Regions from separate parts of the Homo sapiens genome. Here region 2 is linked to region 1. Evidence: read pairs that join two places in POLR2A ChIA-PET (ENCODE). Cell type or tissue: GM12878. All regions are shown on one strand.

What was found. ChIA-PET counts read pairs that join two places held together with the same protein. Peaks named below come from ENCODE experiments on the same cell type or tissue, not always from the same donor. Only the 100,000 strongest peaks of a DNase experiment are listed, where the experiment ranks them.
Region 2: POLR2A ChIA-PET joins it to region 1 with 5 read pairs; 2 of 35 experiments call an interaction of 5 or more read pairs at or near these places.

Annotation. Positions count from the first base shown.
Region 1 is chrX:45,751,315-45,755,314 of GRCh38, reverse strand. It overlaps MIR222HG (miR222/221 cluster host gene), which reads left to right. Exons shown (of 2, transcript NR_170290.1): 2 at 1-4,000. Among named protein-coding and RNA genes, the nearest start is that of MIR222, 6.2 kb to the right of the region's middle. In GM12878, no CTCF peak of the experiment used is centred here; a DNase peak (open chromatin) is centred at 1,504.
Region 2 is chrX:45,528,791-45,532,790 of GRCh38, reverse strand. No RefSeq gene overlaps it. Among named protein-coding and RNA genes, the nearest start is that of LINC01204, 25 kb to the right of the region's middle. In GM12878, no CTCF peak of the experiment used is centred here; no DNase peak of the experiment used is centred here.

The DNA of each region.
Region 1 (4,000 bases):
AGTTTTTCAGTGGTGATTTGTGAGATTTGGGTGTACCCATCACCCGAGCAGTATACACTGTACCCAATTTTTAGTTTTTTTTTTTTTTGAGACAAGTCTCACTCTGTCACCCAGGCAGGAGTGCAGGGGTGCAATCTCGGCTCACTGCAAGCTCCGCCTCCCGGGTTCATGCCATTCTCCTGCCTCAGCCTCCTGAGTAGCTGGGACTACAGGCACCCGCCACCACACTCGGCTAATTTTTTGTATTTTTAGTAGAGACGGGGTTTCACCGTGTTAACCAGGATGGTCTCGAGCTCCTGACCTTGTGATCCGCCCACCTTGTCCTCCCAAAGTGCTGGGATTACAGGCGTGAGCCACCACGCGCAGCCCCAATTTGTAGTATTTTATCCCTCACCCGCCTCCCACCCTTTCCCCGAAGTCTCCAAAGTCCATTGTATCATTCTGGCACCTCTAAAACCAGACATGATTTGTTTTCTTGACTTCGGCTTGAGAGTTCCAATTTCTAACTCTAATGGACTTTAATCTTAGAAAATCAGGGGATATAATCATATGGTAGTGCAAAGAGTATCAAATTTTGTCTAAGGATGACAATCAAAGGGAGCCCTATTTTTTTGTTTTGTTTTTCATCAAATCCTCGAATTTATTCCATCCCTAATTCCGTGGTCCTTCATGGCATTCATAGGGGCAGCTGTGAAGAAAAGTGGTAATGTACCTGACGACTCTCTCCTGTCGGTGTCAGGGTTGCATTTACTATTACTGATCCCAGTAATAGGATGAGTTTGATCTCTCAGCATGAAAAGAATGACCATATTAGGGATTTGTTTGTTCTCCAGACTACAGAAAGTTTGATAACCAGAGTAGGACTTACTGGAGAGATAATGTCAGAATGAATAGAGACTGTCTGTGAGAAATTTGAACGGGCTCAGTGCTGTTACCTACTAGCTAGAAATGGGAAGCAAGGGGATGAATGTGAGGTTGGGGGCATTGAGTCAAGAAGAAGATCAGGCAATTCTGGAGCTAGGTAAATTGGGATCATTCCTGGCTTGTCACATCTACGTGGGACATTTAGACTATCCACGGGCTGGATACCTTAGGAAAGTTCCTTCTGGCTCTGGGACTCACTGCTCTTTCAGCATTGCCAATTTACATCTAGTGTGTTCTTGTTAGAAGTGGAAGGCTCCTCTTCATTTTTGAGCTCCTTGCGCCCTGTCATTTTCTCTGTATGAGAGGGTTTTGCTATTCCTTTTTGAGTGAAAACGACTCCCATAGCATATTGCCATTCACACTCCACCAGGTCTCCCCTTCACACACACACACACACACACACACACACACACACACACACACACCATTCTCTTGTCCTCCCTGAGCCAGTCCTTTCAAGGTTATATCATCCTTTAGTGCCAAGTACCTCCCCTGACCTCTTTCTTCACTCATAGAAAGAGGAACCAGATTTCCCCTGTGTGACTGCCATCAATACAAACAGCAGTTTTGTTTCTGTTATTTCCCCTTTCAACCTAGTGATAAAGTTTGCTGCTGCTGCTCTCCCCACCCCGCACAGGAAGAAAGACTTCCTTCCTTCATCTCTTGACTTTGCCCAGGCCTATGAATAATCTTCGCTTTGTCATGGACTCCGGATGCTCACCTTTTCTAACATTTTTTTTAAACCTCCAAGAGTTACTCCTCAGCCTCCTTCCCTTCCCCACCTTCTGGTTTTCCCTACCTGGTAAACTTCTTATTCTACCTAGTTAATAATAGTGGGCGCCCATGAAGCTCTTGCCTCATTGATGAGTATCTGGGCATTGGGCTTCCCTATGTCCATTTTCTCTTCTGGTGTATTGACTGACGTCTCTCTCCCTGGCTCTTTTCTCACTTGCGGTGGTGCTCCCTCTTCAATATCCTGCTTCCTTTTTACATTCCAGACTGTCATGTTGTAGACCATCTCCAATTGTAAGCTGAGTGCTTGATATTTTGCCATTTTCCTCTTTGTTAGTGTTTTGAATCCTAATTTTTAATCTGATTTTTAATTATATTGATGTTGTTTTTCTAGATACTTATATTTTGCTCTATAGAACTGTCCATACGTTGTCAAAAAACCTTCCACTGTCAGCACAAATACAGTCCAGCATCAACCAATAAGGAGAGAAGAAGGGGTAGAAGGATGCTGTTGTGCTATTATCAAGGCTTTGCATGGTCCTTGGGGTGTACCGAGTTATTTCCTCCAAAACAGTTGAGGTTTCCTTACAACCTGTTGAAGAACTGATCACACGTCCACTGTGTGGCAGCCACTCTGGGAGCAAATACTGGACTTGTAGGTTAGGTCTTTATACTGTAGTCTTTCTTCGTAGTTTGAAAATATCTATTTCCCCTCTTTCCCTTCGTTTAACACATTTTAGAACATTCTTTCTTTAAAAATCTTAATTAGCGTTTCCATTTTCTCTTTGTTACACAAGTAGAATCCATGTTTTCATCCTGTTCCTCTTTGCTGAAGTGTGTGTGTGTGTGTGTGTGTGTGTGTGTGTGTGTGTGTTTTGTACCTGATAGGTCATCAAATAGCATCTGCGGGAAATACATTTAGCCCTTCATCATTTAAAAATCATTTTTATTAGTCTTTCCGAATCTTCACACTTCTTCTGCTAACTATCTTCCTTTCTCTTCCATTGTGGTGTGAGCTATTTATATAAGCCACTTAATTTTAAAAGTCCACATACTGTCATAGAACTCATAATAATTGATACCTAATGTGGTTGAGCTTCTGATAACCATCATAAGCAAAAGAAACTGTATATATGGATGTTCTCTTTCTGGTCTTCCCTCATTACCTGTTCATTTGTCTTAGTTTTATCATTTTACTGGAGTAGATTTTATTTCCCTGAGGACCCTTCTGTGCTACAAACCTGTGATGGTACACAAACACACTCTAAGACAGTGCTTTCACTAGTCCATACTTCTGTTAAAAGGAACATACACTCTTTTACAAATAGCATGATCTTATAAGCACCCACAAATCTTACAGAAAGCTACCATAAAACTAAGAGAGAAAGCAAGAAATGTTTAAAGGATGAAGAAATACAAGAGTTTCCCTGAATGGAGATAGTCTTCCACTGTGTGTGTGTGTGTGTTTGTGTTTGTTGTTTTTTGAAATGTATCAGTATAGGTGTCAGGCATTTTACTGTCTATTCACTCACATTTCTTTATTTGACAAATATTTACTAAAAGGTGACTATGATCTAGTGTACTATGCTGGTACCTGGGGAATCTCAAAATTATGGGACTGATTCTTACCCTCAAAGAGCACATATTCTCACAGGGAGACACATTTCTAAACAAATTGAAGAGCAATGTGTCTTGTGTTTCTGGCTGAGACCACAGACTCAGTGATCTGGGAACCAGCCCCCAGTAGTATGCAGCTAACTTTCCAGAGGAATCCAGGAAGGTCCCTTAGCATCCTATAAGAGAGCTGGGCCTTGCAGGGAGGGAAGTGCTTGTCAGGCAGTGTTCAGAAGCCGAATTTTGCTCCTCCATCAGTCCATCTGAGGAGAGGGAAACTTGATGGGAAGATTCAAGGAAGACGACACAAAGAATTTTGTACCATAAGAACATTGTATGACAAAAGAAGTTCTGTACAGTGCCAAAAGCAGAGGCTTGGTAGAGATCTGATTATAAATGAAGGTTGCAATGGTAGACATGTGCGATGTTGATGCCTTTAGAAAATAGCACAAGGCTTAAAAATGAGACCAAATCCACAGAAAGGCCTCGGTAATAGTATAGAGTAGTAATGGGTTAATTGTCACTAAATAAGTCTCTAAGTCATGAATTCTTGAGAGAACTGACTGGTTTTTCTGCTATTCACAAGCTCAGAGAAGTTACTTTATTTTGACGTCCTTCTTTTGTTTTTACTTATCATTGATGGAATGCAAATTATTTTCCTCTTTCTTTTATTTAAAAACGACAAGAATTCCTCACCATCGTTGCACACTGCTGACATTGTATGTAGAGA
Region 2 (4,000 bases), 220 kb after region 1:
CAGAAGCAGGAAGGGTGAAAGTAGGCTTATAGATCAAATACCACAGACCCCTGCTGTTCTTACCAAGTTTTGGTATGTTTTCCCGAATAAATGTTTCCTCATTTGCTATATACACTTAGGACAATTTCCACTGCCTTTAAATGGTTATTTTAAAGTAATTTTCCTCAGTTTCACTGTTGAATGTGTCCATGGAACCTCTTATGTTGCCATTCCAGAAATAGAACTTCTTTATTTTTTGAATTCTGTGTAACTCCTTTGCTTTCTTATGGTCTCAAATGTCTATTTAAAGGGATGTTTGCCACATTTTATCTGGAATTTTAAGATTATCAGTCTGTTTTCTGTCTCCAATTTGTCCTTCAAAACACTTCAAATATCAGCTTCTGTGAAGTTCTTCTTCCCCCAGATAACCAAGGAGTCTCCTTCCTCTGCTTTCATGATTATTTTTTATTATCCATCTATAACATTACATTGTAATTAATTACTTGCATATGTAACTCTAATTCAAATGTAAGATTCTTGAAGGCAAGAAAAACATGTCTTATTCTAATAAAGTGCTTCAGTAACTAGTAAAGAGTTTGGCATATAGTAGAGAACTCAACTGATATTCGTAAAGCTAATCAATAACTGAATTAATTGTATTTTAGTTGTCTAAATAATATATGATGAAGGTCTGAAACAGATCAGCAATATATCTAGGAAGGTAATATCGTGGCAGTGTTAACCCTAGAATAATGTGGGAGTTAGGGGTACTGACAGCTTACCCAGTCAAAAATTCATGTATAACTTATTACTTCCCCCCAAAACATAACTACTAATAGCCTACTATTGACTGGAAGCCTTACTGATAACATAAACAGTTGACTAACACATATTTTCTATATCATATGCACTGTATACTCTACATTTACAATAAGGAAAGCTAGAGAAAAGAAAATGTTATTAAGAAAATTATAAGATAGGCAAATCTATTTGCTGGTCATTAAGTGGAAGTGGATCATTAGGAAGGTCTTCATCTTTGTTGTCTTCATGTTGAGTAGGCTGAGGAAGAGGAGGAAGATGAGGGGTTAGTCTTGCTGTTTCAGAGTGGCAAAGGTGGAAGAGGTGGAGGAGGAGAAAGGGAAGGCAAGAAAGGCAGACACAATTGGTGTAGCTTTATGGAAATACATTGCAATGTGACTTTTTTGCTTTTTCATTTCTATAAAAATGTTTCTATATGATACCAATCCTTCTCCCACTGTTTGCTTTCATTTCAGTGCCCATATTATAGAAGGGCCCATGTTGTAAAATAAGTCAAAATAAGTCTTGAAAAATTGGGATGCTTCCATCAGATTGTCCAATGTCAATTTGTTTTCTGGCACAGCTTCTTCAACATCTTCTTTTTCATCATCTGGCACTGGTTCAGAAGCACTCATCTCCATCAAGTTGTCTTCTGTTAATTCCTTTGGTGTGATGTCTATTAGCTCTTGAATTTCTACAAGATCTGTATCTTGAAATTCTTCATCCACCACCCTTTTTGTCATATTCACAATTTCTTTTATGATTTCCTTGATTGACTCTGTTATAAATTCTGTGAAGTCATGCACAACATCTGGAAACAGTTTCCTTCAGCAGGAATTTAGTTGGGCTTGATGGCTTCGACAGCTTTTTCTATAGCAACAATGTTATCTTCAATGATGTAATCCTTCCAGCTTTTCAAGATGCTACCTCTGTCGATGTTCTCTTCCATAGCATTGACAGTCCCTTCCATAGAGAACCATGTGTAATGAGACTTAAAGACCCTTATAACCTCTGATCTAGAGGCTGAATTAGAAACATTGTGTTTTCAGGCAAACAGACCACTTCGACACCTTAGGTGTTGAACTCACGTGGTTTTGAGTGGCCAGGAACATTGTCCAATATCAAAAGAACTTTAAAAGGCAATCGCTTAATGGCAAGATACTTGCTGACTTCAAAGATGAAGCATAGATGGAACCAGTCCAGAAAAAGTGTTCTCATTGTCCAGGCTTTCTTGTTGTACAGCCGAAATACTGGCAACTGGTGCTTACCTTTCTTTTCAAGGCTCAAAGGTTAGCAGCTTTATAGACAAGGGAAGTCCTGATCATAAACGCAACTGCATTTGCAAAATAAATGTCCTTTGTGGCACTTTAAAAAAATAGAATATGGCTCTTTTGTCTGCATTAAAAACCTGTTCAGGGAGATGTCCTTTCTCTTTAACAATTTTCTTAATGGTGTCTGGCAGCTTATCTGCTGCCTCTTGGTTGGCAGAAGCTGCTTCTCCTATTAGCTTGACATTTTTAAAGCCAAACCTCTTTCTAAAATTATCAAACCATCTTTTGCTGACATTAAATTCTCCAGTTTTAGATCTTTCACCTTCATTTTGCTTTAAACTGTCATATAATGACTTTGCTTTTCTCAAATCTTAAATTAAATTTAATCTCAAAGTCTATAGGTATGCCTTTCTTATAGCAATCCTGCACACACATAAAAGCTGCATTTTTCAATATGAGATAAAAAGGTATTTCGCAAAAAGTGCAAGGTTTTTGTGCCTGCTGGTATAGCTGCAGTGACAGCTTCACACATTTTCTTTTCTTTTTATATAATGGTCCTTACAGTGGATTCATTTGAAATGGTGGGCAACTGCAGCTGCAGATCTTAGTCTATGGTACATATCAAGCAAATCAACTTTTTCTCATAATGTCATGACTTTTCTATGCTTCTTGGGAGCATTTCCAGCATCATTAGTGGCACTTCATATAGGTCTCATGATGTTACTCAAAGTTTACAGTATTGCACTAAACATGATGAAAAATACACAAGAAATGTGAGAGATCACTTTTTACTGCCATATGCAATTTACTAGAGAGACGAACTGCTCCTGTGGAGATGATTAGCACCAAATGGTGTTTTCAGTGAATACACAACACTTGAGCTCACCACGGTAGCAACAATAGGTGGCTATGAAATGATTACAGTAGTAAAGTATGTACTACAGTTAATTTTATGCAATTATGATTTAATACTTCATCTTTACATTTGTTTACATTTCTCTCATGTGCAGTCTTTAAGTGTTTGTGTACATTTTAACAAACTTTAATAACAGATTCATGTACACTTTATGGTAGTAAATGATAAAACGGACTAGTGTCTACATATATTTTATGCATTCATGACATACCTAACTTTTAGAAAATATTAGATATTTCTAGGCTACAAGGTTCATCTTCAAGTTTTTTTCAAATTGTCATAAATCTCTAAAACATTTTCAAATATATTTACTGAGAAATATTCATGTACAAGTTGAGCCATATAGTTCAAACTCATGTTGTTTAAGAGTCAACTATAATACCCTACATTTACAAGGAATTGTCATTCTTTAAAGTTGTATCCATTATTTCATTTGTGCCTCAAAGATTATGGCTGGAAAAGCATTTATATTAAATACAAATTGTTATTCTTCCAACTCAGTATTAATTTAATACTGTTTTAGTTATATTACCTGGTGAGGCCAGATGCAGATCAACAGACAGAAACCAGAAAGAGTTTTACAGTTTCTTATACTGACAGTTCTCTGGGAAGAACACAATATGCCACACAGGGCCACTCAGGGGAAGCACCAAGGTTGGTCGTGAGGCAAAGGAAGAGGGAAGACAAGTGTCTTTATTGTGGTTTCTGCAGGAAGGAATGGATGAGGCAGGATACGCAGGCTTAGGATTGACTAATTTGAGCACTTTCAGTGGGCTCCAGGGTATAGGAGCTGCCTCTGGTTATCTGATACCTGCCCTTAGAGTAATTAGGAAAAGTGTATGGTGGCCAGGAGGGTGAGAGTCTCATAAGGGAGGTGGTTGGGGATATGGGCTTAACCGATTGCTCAGTGAAAATTGACTAACCCCTACATAGGGCCTCAAAACTGTGTCAAGACGCATTTTGTTGTTGTTGTTGATCCATATTTTCAGTTTACTGGCATACAGAAAACATTTTATAAAGTAATATGGTAGACTTC